2 separate regions of the Mus musculus genome follow, and region 1 is linked to region 2. Evidence: chromatin loops called from intact Hi-C (ENCODE). Cell type or tissue: left cerebral cortex. All regions are shown on one strand. Links, peaks and the distances in the headings refer to the core of each region. The heading gives the core; the rest is flanking DNA.

Region 1 (5,826 bases), core at 558-5,557, 160 kb after region 2:
AGTTTAACCCTTAACACCACCGGCCAACTGGACTTCGGGCTCTTCCCGTTCTGGCATAATACTTAGCCTGTGAGAGAGGTTTATTATCCCACCTTCTCTTATGGGGTCTGCCTTAGGGTTTTACTGCTGTGAACAGACACCATGACTAAGGCAACTCTTATAAAGGACATTTAATTGGGGCTGGCTTACAGGTTCAGAGGTTCAGTGCATTATCATCATGGTGGGAGCATGGCAGCAATCAGGCAGGCATGGTGCAGGAGGAGCTGAGAGTTCTACATCTTCATCTGAAGGCTGCTAGCAGAATATTGGCTTCTAAGCAGCTAGGAGGAGTGTTTTATAGTCCATAGCCCACACCCACAGTGACACACCTACTCCAACAAGGCCACACCCGCTCCACACCTTCTAATATTGCCACTCCCTAGGCTGGGCATATACACACCATCACAAAGGCCTTCTCAGGTTTTCTCTGAAATAAACCTGTTCTTATTGTGCAGCCAACTCCTCAGTTTTCTTCTTTAAAATGTTCTCTCTCCCTCCCTCCCTCCTTTCCTTCCCTTCCTTCCTCCCTCCCTTTCTTTCTTTCTTTCTTTCTTTCTTTCTTCCTTCCTTCCTTCCTTCCTTCCTTCCTTCCTTCCTTTCTTTCTTTCTTTCTTTCTTTCTTTCTTTCTTTCTTTCTTTCTTTCTTTCTTTCTTTCTTTCTTTCTTTCTTTCTTTCTTTCTTTCTTCCCTCTTGTTGCTCTTGCAGACAACATGAGTCTGGTTCCCTGCAGTCATCAGGGATGGCTCATAACCTGAAACTCCAGCTCCAGAGGATCTGGCGCCCTCTTCTGTCCACTGTAGGCACCTGCATTCACACACACACAAAATATATCTTAACAGAAAAGGAGAAAAAGATCTTCTTTAGGGAAAGGCTATACCTAGACAGTTGCCCTATTTCATAGCCATCTGTGGTTTGCTGATTGGCACACAGTCTCCATGGTGCCCCCTGCAGGCTGGTGTAAGCATGCACTGAGGGCGCCCTCTGCAGGCTGGTGTGGTAGTGAACTGCTTCTCAGCACCATGGTTATCTCCATCATCATCATCATCTCCATCTCCATCATCATCATCTACTAAGTGTCTGTTTATAGGACTAGACTCAGACCTGAGGGATGCAGACTGCCTCTACATGGGTGTGTGCACATTCCCATGCATTCACATATTCAACACACACACACACACACACACACACACACACACCAGGCTCAAAGCTTCCTAGGAGCCAGATTGACTTCACTTGTTTAAAAACTTCCAGCTGCCTGCAGAGACTTGCAGAGCGTTTCTGAGTGATGCTTCTGTGATAGGCAAGACTGGATGCTTGACCAATGTGCCCTTGCTAGTGACAAACCAGCCTCTAGGCGGACTTCTCTGCTTTTCTGTCTCACAGAGGCATTTGGGAGTAGAGTATTGCCCTTGATTTAGGTCTGCAGAAGCCAGGGATAGAGCTTAGACTCCAGCTTTAGCTCTCACTGTTCCAGATCCCTGGTCCAGAAGGCATTTTGCAAACTCAAGTGCTGCAGAGCACAGAACAGCCCTGCTGGAGCTGATGGAGTGCTGTGTTCCACACGGCAGGATCATACAGGAAGGAGCACGTTCTGGAGGGGCATCTCTTCAAGCTTGAATGAGCTCCTGGTCCTTCCGAGATTCTGACGTCTGTAAAGCTGGCAGGCTGCACTTCTCCCAGTCCCTAGACTGAAGACAATCAGGCCAGGGAGGCTGAAGCCTGCTTTTTGTTGCCTTTTCAGCAGCAGCTTCGGGGAGGGAACTGAGCTCTTTTCTAGGACACAGTTGGATGGAGAAGGTTCAGAGAGGATCTCTCTGAGGTGCAGTCTGTATGCTTGTGTTCGTAGGGATGCTCATCACAAGAACAACACCCATGAAGGCTTGTGGTCCTCGTACAAGCAAACCATGCCTAGAGGAAGCTGGCTTAAGTAGAATCCCCATGCAGGGAGAGCCTCATGGGATGACAGGAGGCTATGTGGTCCAAGCAACAGGGAGAGACCCTGAAGCTTCTCTTCCATCATCTCCATCTTTCCTGTGGCCAAGTTTTATTTCCTTAAAGGGAGCACTGTTTACAATCTTCTCGTGCCCAGAAGTCTTCCTGGGATGCCCCTATCCACAGATGTTCTTCAGTGTAATTGGTGTCCAAGGCTGCCATGACTAACCCCCTCTGTGCTGCTTTCTTGTCTTCCCATCTCACGTTGTCCACCTTCCCCCCACTTTATAAAGAGATGTAACTGTTACTGTGCACCAGCTAGCTGTCATCTATAACAATGTAAATTCTATAGTCAACTGTGTTTCTAACATCCCTATACTGGTCCATATACAACAGGAAGTTAGAGGCTAGGTGCAGTATAAAGAAATGAGGTTGGTTTGGTTCATAGTTTGGAAAGTGAAAGGTCCAAGGTCAGGTGGCCCCCTGTGACGTCTAGTGAGGACATTGTGATGAGCAGCATTACAATAGTGGAAGTCCGCAGAACAGATTGTTGATGAGATGGGCATCCAGGAAGACTTGGGATGAACATCATGCTTTTGTATAGGATAAGTTGCCCTGGAGAGAACTAACCAGGTTGGAGCACTACATCAATCTCTCCTGCAGGTGGCGCCCTTCCGCGCGACTCACTCTTATGGACACTGCCTTGTTGGGAGTCATGCTTCCAGCTCACAGACCTATCCAAGCCACAGTGAGCCCAGCACATCTTCAGCGCATTAATTTTCTCCTTTCAGTGAGAAAACAGGAGCTAAGAGATGGTGCCTAGGGTCACAGCACAGGAGCATGCTTTGCTGAGATGTGAACTCAAACATCTCTGGCGGCCTCTGAGAAGAAACAAAGCTTCCTTTGAGGACAGGCGTGGGAGTCTTCCTGATATCATATCTCCCTCCCTCCGCTGACCAGTGGTTTCAGAGCCTGCTCTCTATTCTCAGTCAGGAGCGTGTTTAGCCAATAAAAATCAGATTGCATTCCTCACCCCCATTCTCCCATTGCTTAAATGTCCCAGTGACTTCCTGCTGCACGTAGGATAAAGTCACCAAGATTCTTAGAGCAGATTCTTAGGGATTAGCAGAATCTGGTTTCAGAGACCTGCTGACCTCATCTAGTTCCCTCCTCTGTCACACCTTCCTACACCCGCTCTGGCTTCTCTCTGTTTCATGAAATGGATCCCTTTATACATGCTGTTCACTGCTCGGAAATGCTTTTCCTGTCTTTAAAGCTTTAGTCTTCTCCTTCTGCAGACTTTCCTAATGCAGCCTCCGTCACCTCCCACACGCATTTTCTTCAGAGCTCTTGGCATTGCCGCCATCTCTTCATATATGACTCTCCAGCAAAATGTACCTACATGAAGATGGTCAGGCATCTCCCTTGCTATTATCCCCAGTTCAGCCCAGTCCCACAGGCCCTAGAAAAGAACCTTGAATAAATGGGCACTGCCTTTCCTGTGAGGAGAACAGGGGGTCTTCTCAGAGTGGTCAGCCACGGCAGCTGATTGGTAGATATTTACCAAATGAGTGGATAAATACAGATGTGGACAGGTAACGATCATATTGTTAGCAAAAAACATTTTGAGTTACATTTCAGTTCAATGAACACAGACTCCAAAGGCCACTGAGAGGCTAAACCTGGTGGCCAGTGTCTCCTTTACAGAAGTGGGAGACACTGCAGCAAAATGTAACTGTTTAATGGTGAGCATCACCTGCCATTGAGTGGCTCTTCTGCAGACAAGATGGCCACCTCTCCAGGTGGTCCGTGAAACAGTCCCCCAAGGAGCAACTGTTACTGTTTTGTAATTGTTCCTCAGTGCCTCCCACTCTAGACATTCCCAGGACAACCTAACTCTGTGGTTGCCTTATGGGCTATGCGTACTATGGTTCAGCCTTGTCTACTCAGCTACACTGCAGAAGAGCATGGTTTAAAAGTGCAGGTGGCTCTGGGAGCCCATTCATTCATTCACTTGAGCCATTTATTCATCATTCACTTGACAACATAATACTTGAGAACTTAATACCCGTCAAGTACTGAACAAGATGCTTGGGAGAGAGAAACAAGCACAACAGGTAGGGATTTTTTTTCTTTCATATTCTAACAGGGAAGGCAGTCAATTAGTAACAAGTGACAAACAGGGGACATGTCTCACCCATAGAGAGTCACCATTAGAGACAAAATAAAAGTGGACAAGGCATGCTGTAGGTGGCCAGGGTGACACTGAACCCCAGCATGTGTCTCTGAGCCAGATGGCCAATTCATGACCCTCAGTAATATGAAACCTTGGCCACAGCTCTTTAAGACTGCTGTTCAATAGGTTCGCCTCCTGAGAATCTGCTATTGGAAAGAGGAAGAGGATGGGTGGTAGCTGAGCAAGCAGGCATTGAAGATTCAGGAGATCCCCAAGTAGGAGTAGTATCATAGGGAAGAGAGACTGGGAGGTGGTGTTGGGCTCTGGCCCAAGAGTTCTGGCAGCAGACAGCCTGACCCTGAGACAGCCCAGCTCTGGAAGTGTGGGTGGATATCCTGAGGAAGGAAAGGGACTGTTGAAGAAACCGTGGTCCTGGGTCTGTCTCATGTTACCCTGCTAAGAGCTGGGTGGACACTGTGCAAGCGTGCTGTTGCTGTTGCTGGAGACTTGTTGGGGTAATCTTCTTATGCATGGTGTAAAGGTTATCTTGGTATCATTCAGATGTTGATTTCTGTACCAGCAGAGAGCTGAGTACTATCTGGACTTTGTACTGTTATTCTTATGAAACATCACCTGCCTTAGTATTTTGTAAACATTCTTCTGACTGGTTTAATAGAGAGCTGAATGTGTATAGCAGGGCAGAAGATGAAAGGTGGGAAATCTGGGCAGAGGTAGATACTCCTGGAAAGAAATCAGGCATGGGGGAGTCACAAGCCAGACACAGAGGAAGGAACAGGTGCCAGGACTGAAGGAGAGGTAATGGGCCACGTGGCAGATGGTAGATTAGAATAAACAGGCTAATTAAGTTATACGAGCTACTTGGGAAACAGCATACACTATAAGGCCTAGCATTCATAAGCAAATGTAAGACTCTGTGTGTCATTATTTGAGAGCTGGTGAGTAGACAGAGACAGTCTAGTGGTATTTGGTGCCCACTGTGGGCTCGAATCCATGACCCTGAGACTAAGAGTCTCAATTGATGTGTTAAGTTCAGTGAATGACACAGAGACAGGGATGTAGATGGAGCTTGGGTTGATGATCATGCTGGGTGACTGTGATGTCCAGGTCTTGGTCATCAGTGTCCTCCTCACCCACGTGGACGGGCAGCCTTGCCTACTACTGACTCAGCCTCAGGGAAGCAGGCCTCAGAATGCTTGGTCCAACCAAACTAGAATCTCAAGCGTGGCAAAGTCAAAGACTAGCAGAGGACTTAGGCTGCCTTCCTAGCACAGGACCATCAGACCAGCAGAGGACTTAGGCTGCCTTCCTAGCACAGGACCATCAGACCAGCAGAGGACTTAGGCTGCCTTCCTAGCACAGGACCATCAGACCAGCAGAGGACTTAGGCTGCCTTCCTAGCACAGGACCATCAGACCGGCAGAGGACTTAGACTGCCCTCCCATCACATGACCATTAGGCCATCACCTTCCCGTCTGTGCTCTGTGGAGCTGAACTTCTTCCTCATGTTTGATTGCTCTGCAGCAGCATCTCACTGAACAGTTCCAGCTGAGGAAGCTGAGCTTTATACTCTTGTTGGCCAGCACCCACCCTTGCCAAAAATATCATGATGGTTTGATCTGGTTCTAACCCATGCCTCTTAGAAATATGGAACCTGGGT
Region 2 (5,826 bases), core at 273-5,272:
GAGAAAAAAGGAACAAACTCTTGAAGAAATTTAAGGCAATTAAAAAAAAAATGCTGTAAAAGCTATGGGAAGAAGCTGTTTACAGACAGGAGGCTATGGGAACACAGCCAGGTCAGAATCTGTAAGTCAAGGGTGGTGCAGGAAACTTACCTGTTAGCACCAGAGTCCAGTGTAAGGGAAAAAAAAAACAAACTCAACAGCTCCAGTGTTTAATTTACTAAGTGCTTTTGGTAGGTCAAGCACTATCATAAATGACTCATAAGAGATTCACCCAACCAGACCCATGTGGACCACAGATGACAAAGAGAAATGAAGGTCACAGAAATGATTTGCTTAAAGCCACATAGCTTTAATCACTACAGGAGAAGCACAAGTGATGTCACAACCTACCACTGAGCAGGTCTAAATAAAAACATCCAATTAAGTAGCTGAATTGTAACTGATGGCTAATTAGGGATATATGACAGAGCTTAATTGACAGGCCCACTCAAGAGATATTATTGATAAGCTTTAGAAAAAAATAGAGAAACATTCAAGGATATCAATGACAAAACCTTATTGCCGACAAGTCTGTGATAATTCATTTGAGAGGAATGCTCACGGTTCTTCCATGCTTATGCAGAATATGTTTTTCTCTCACACAATCTCTCCCCCCATGTGGACCACAAATAACAAAGAGAAATGAAGGTCACAGAAATGATTTGCTTAAAGCCACATAGCTTTAATCACTACAGGAGAAGCACAAGTGATGTCTTTCTTTCTTTTAGTTTTCAATACAAGGTTTCTCTGTGTAGCCCTGGCTATTCTGGAACTTGCTCTGTAGACCAGGCTGGCCTCAAACTCAGGTCCATTCACTTCTGCCTCCCAAGTGCTAAGATTAAAGACATGACATGCTGGTTGATGGGACTGCCAGGAAAAATCATCATTGTCATTGTTTTGGGATATTGAGACAGGGTTTGTTTATGCAGGCCTTGCTCTACTAGACTAGCTAAGTAGACCAACCAAGCTGGCTTTGAACTCAAAGAGATCCACCTATCTCTGCCTCCTGAGTGCTGAGATTAAAGGCATGCATTACTATACCTGGCTCAGCAACATTATTTTTCTTGACAGTTCATGTAGATGGAGCAGAAATCAGACTTAAATATTTAATAGAGATTTGAGTCTATACTTAATAGGATATACAGTGTGTCTATACATGAAACAGATACTTTGTCTTTATAAACTTAAAAGCATTTTAAAACACACTTGTTACATTTATTTAATGTAATTATTGTGTGTATGTGTGTATGCTATAGTGCACATATGGACATCATAGGGCAACTTGAGGGAGTTGGTTCTCTTTCCTTCTACTGTGCTGGTTCCTGGGATTAAACTCACATGTTGGGCTGGAGAGATGGCTCATCAGGTTAAGAGCACCATCTCCTCTTTCAGAGGTACTGAGTTCAATTCCCAGCAACCACATGGTGGCTTACAACCATCTGTAATGGGATCCAATGCCCTCTTCTGGTGTGTCTAAAGATAGCTACAGTGTACTCACATACATTTAAAAAAAATTATATATATATATATACCTCACATGTCATCAGACTTGATGGTAAACACTGCGGAGCCATCTGGTTGATCTCTGTTCCCATGAGCTTTTAAATTAAGCCACAATTTGGAGACCATAATTAGCTACAGATAACTATATTACATATAAAATGAGGAATTCAGAGATCCAGGATTCTAGATTAAAACAACCACAATAGATTCAGTTTGGGAAAAGGGATGTACGCATCAGAAAGAACTGAGTAATACAAAAAGAAGAACCTGTATTCTCTAATGGGGTAGCTGAAGGGGCAGATGGAAACCATGTGACCATCTCCTCCTCTACAAGCATGGAGGAGGTAAAGGATTTAAGCACTAACCTGAAAACTGAAACTAAATGGGCATCCTGAAATGGCGCTCAAATAATTCAAATTCAATAAATGTTGGGGATATAAGCCTGTGCTAAAGAGTTCTCATAATAAATAACAGACAGTCATAAAACAAGGAATGCTTCTTAGAAGCACAACTAATTAGACTATAATGGGGATTTGGAAATTTGGCAAGGCTTATGAGTAAAACATCCTGTATTGGACAAAGAGTCAAAGAACATTCTGCAGATGATTAAATTACTAAAGCACTGCCCCTCTACAAATAAAATAAAAAAGACCTTGGGAAAAACAATGGTGGCATAATAATGAACAAAGGACAACGGTACCTGTAGGTGTTTGTCCCTTACATAAGTCTGAAGAAACAACCCAGAAAGCTATTAACTTGAAAAGCTAAAGAGAAAAACACAAATACATAAATCAAAAGAACAAAGAGTACATATATAAAACTAACACCTAAATCTCAGCATAACACCAAACATTTAATGTTTTGAATCAATGAGACCATAATAGAGTATGTGCACATATCTAGCATCTATGTGTCCCTAGATACATATACATTATGATTCTTAGTCACACTTCTAAAGCAAGAAAGATTTCTTGTATGGCTCAGACTATAGTCAAGGAAAACAATCTTTAAAAACTTTGAAGTTGGGGGTGAAAAGATGGCAGATAAGAGTTGCTGTTCTTCCAGGACATGGGTCTGTTTCCCAGCATCCAAATGACAAAAATAACCATACATAGAAAATAAAAGCACATTTAAAAGAAGAGATTTTATTTTTATATATGTTTGCCTAGCATATATAAATAACCCTGTATGTATGTTTATATGTATGCAATGTGTGTGAATGTATGTGTATACATGTCTGTGTATATATATATATATGTGTGTGTGTGCCACATAACGCAGTGCCTGCAGAAGCCAGAGAGGGAATCAGATTTCCCTGGACCTGGAGTCAGACACTTTCGAGCCACCGAGGGGAACTGAACCCAGATCCCCTACTAGAGCAGCAAACACTGAGCCATCTCTTCTGTATGCTCCCCACCCCAAATATTAATCTTCAAAAATGAACTTCAACTCTGACAGGAAAGTAGTTAAGGCAGTGGTGGCAGCAGCAGCTACCACCAGGTGGGGATGTACACTGCAAGAGGGAAGCAGACTGGGGGCTTGTCTCTAGAGAGAACTAAGTCACATAGAAAGTAGAAAATACCCATTTAGCAAATGTTCTCTTTTCTGAGATTAAGAAACATAAAAATGAACCAAGACACAAACTACAACCAGCTAAAAAGAAGCTGGTCGTGGTGATGCACGGCTTTAATCCCAGCACTCGGGAGGCAGAGGCAGGTGGATTTCTGAGTTCGAGGCCAGCCTGGTCTACAAAGTGAGTTCCAGGACAGCCAGGGCTATACAGAGAAACCCTGTCTCGAAAAACCACCAAAAAAATAAAAATAAATAAATAAAAAAGAGAGAAAAGCTATATATTTATTTTAACTACAATAAAAAATGAGGGTGCTGGAGAGATGGTTCAGTGGTTAAGAGCACTGGCTGCTCTACCAGAGGACCTGAGTTGAAGTCCCAGCACACACATGGCAGCTCTCAACTGTCTTTAACTCCTGTCCCAGGGGATCCGACACCCTCACATAGACATACATGTAGTCAAATTACAAATGTACACAAAATAAAAATAAATAAATTTTTAAAAAATTGAGTAATGTATTAAAAAAAAAAAAAGTCTCTCTCCAGGTGGTCCTCTGCTATGCCCCTTTGTCATCAGGACACCAAACCTACCGTGTGGTAGTGTTATGTTTGCACCGTCAATGATTGCCTGTGCCAGTTCATGATCATTGCTTTCAAAAGCATGTGCAGCGGCCTTCAAGGCATCCCAGATCTCTTTCCGGCCTTCAAAAGCTGGTGCAGTGTCCCAGAATTCATCCCTCTTGCTGCGCAGTTGTCCATCTGTCATGGGATAGTCACTTTTCCATTTTGGTTTCTCCTTTTTCAAAGGCTGGTTACGACCTAGAGCAACTAAAAAGAGAAAATACTAACATCAATATTCACACACACACACACACACTCCCTATTCTTTGTTAAAAGAAAAAAAAAAGGTTACATGGCCATATTCCTATTTCAGATTCTTTTACCATAATTACAGCTAGAGGTTTGCCTTTTTTGCTGATTTCTGGCTAAAATTCTATTTACTAATCTAGAGAAAATGGAGATAGCTAGCTGCAAAAGTTTCTTTTCTGCTTCTTTTTTTCCTTCCTTGAGACAGGGTTTCACACTGTAGTCCTGGCTGGCTTCCAACTCCTCGCAATCCTTCTGTTTTAGTCTCCCAAGTGCTAGGATTATAGGCATGAGCCACTGCACCAGGATGCATAATTTTCAGTAAATCAATAGCTCTTTTCCAATCATATTTCCAAAGGATGATTAAAAATAATTATGGGCTGGGTGGTGATGGTGTATACCTTTAATCCCAGCACTCAGGAGGCAGGCAAGTGGATCTCTGAGTCTGAGGATAGCCAAGAGTTACATAGAGAAACTCTACCTCGAAAACCCCAAAACTAATTAATTAATTAATAACCAACCAATCAATCAATCAATCAATCACAGGAAACTAGGGAGATGGCTTAGTCAGTAAAATGCCTGGGTTACCAGCAGGAGACAGAGACGGGCAGATTTCTGGAGCTCACTGGCCAGCCAGTCTGGACAAAGAAGCAAACTTCACATTTAGTGAGAGAACCCGTATTATAAATAAATAAACAAATAAATAAATAAATAAATAAATAAAGTAGAAAGTAACACACACAGAATTAAACTGTGGGTTGGGAACATAGCTTAGTTGGTGAAGTGCTTGCACTGCAAGCATGAGGACCCAAATTTAATCCCCATGTATGACCCACATAAAATAAAAGTCTGGCTGTGGGTGGCACATTTGTAATCCCAGACAGATCTTCGGAGGTAGAGACAAGCAAGTAAGTCCTTGGAGTTCACTGCCACCAAGCCTCTTCTATTTGCTGAGTTCCAAACTAATGAGGGACCTATGATAACAAACAAGATGATGGCTCCTGAGGCTGACCTCTGGTCTCAAGCACACATATTAACCCCGCCTCATAAACAAGCATACACACAAGCAGTTGAATCTTTGAGTTCATGGCCAGCCTGGTCTACACAGCAGTGTTCCAGGATATCAAGGCCTACAAAGAGAGATCCTGTCTCAAAAACAAACAAACAAAAAACAAAAACAAAACAAACAACGCCGCATGCCTTTAATCCCAGCACTTGGGAGGCAGAGGCAAGCGGATTTCTGAGTTTGAGGCCAGCCTGGTCTACAAAGTGAGTTCCAAGACAGCCAGGGCTACAGGGAGAAACCCTGTCTCAGAAAAAAACAAACAAACAAAAAACCCACAGCAACAACAACAAAGTAACTATAACAAATGTACAACTCTGGTAAAAGGTGTGTACAATGGGTAATTATGAACAACCCCAGGAAAATATGGGGATTTTCCAGACAAAAGTTCTTTTTTGTTCATTAAAACATGCGCGCACACACACACATGCACATATGCCAGCAGCCAAAAAGAGTAAGTATTTCATCAAATTAACAAGGTCAAAATACGAGTGGCAGATGCAGTAACAGAGACACACGTAGAGTAAATGGTGTGAAATAGTTTGAATATTAGGATCTTTGGACATATAGAGCCAAGAAATTTGAACTGAGCAAATCTAAAAAGGCAAAAAGCTACTTTTCAGTGTTCAAGGGAAACAAACCAGACCACCAAATTCAGGAAAATAACTACTAGAGGAAAGCTTCTTCCAGCTCAGAGAGCTCAGAATATCATCCTCTGAAACTCAAACAAGAGCAACTTTGTAAAGAGCTGGTACAAAGGGATGACATTCTTCTCTCTCTCTCTC

Evidence for each region. A loop is a pair of places that touch in the nucleus more often than their neighbours do. Peaks named below come from ENCODE experiments on the same cell type or tissue, not always from the same donor. Only the 100,000 strongest peaks of a DNase experiment are listed, where the experiment ranks them.
Region 1: it touches region 2 in a loop (4-fold over the local background); 3 of 42 quality-filtered maps call a loop at or near these places.

The regions. Positions count from the first base shown.
Region 1 is chr11:32,338,108-32,343,933 of GRCm38, reverse strand. No RefSeq gene overlaps it. Among named protein-coding and RNA genes, the nearest start is that of Sh3pxd2b, 6.8 kb to the left of the region's middle. In left cerebral cortex, for the core only: CTCF peaks have their summits at 918 and 2,628 (motif pointing right); DNase peaks (open chromatin) are centred at 1,579, 2,684, 3,248, 4,447 and 1 more place; H3K27ac peaks cover 2,033 bases.
Region 2 is chr11:32,497,338-32,503,163 of GRCm38, reverse strand. Ubtd2 (ubiquitin domain containing 2) reads right to left here. Exons shown (of 3, transcript NM_173784.4): 2 at 3,703-3,939. Among named protein-coding and RNA genes, the nearest start is that of Efcab9, 27 kb to the left of the region's middle. In left cerebral cortex, for the core only: a CTCF peak has its summit at 3,040; DNase peaks (open chromatin) are centred at 3,019, 3,874, 4,221 and 4,848; H3K27ac peaks cover 430 bases.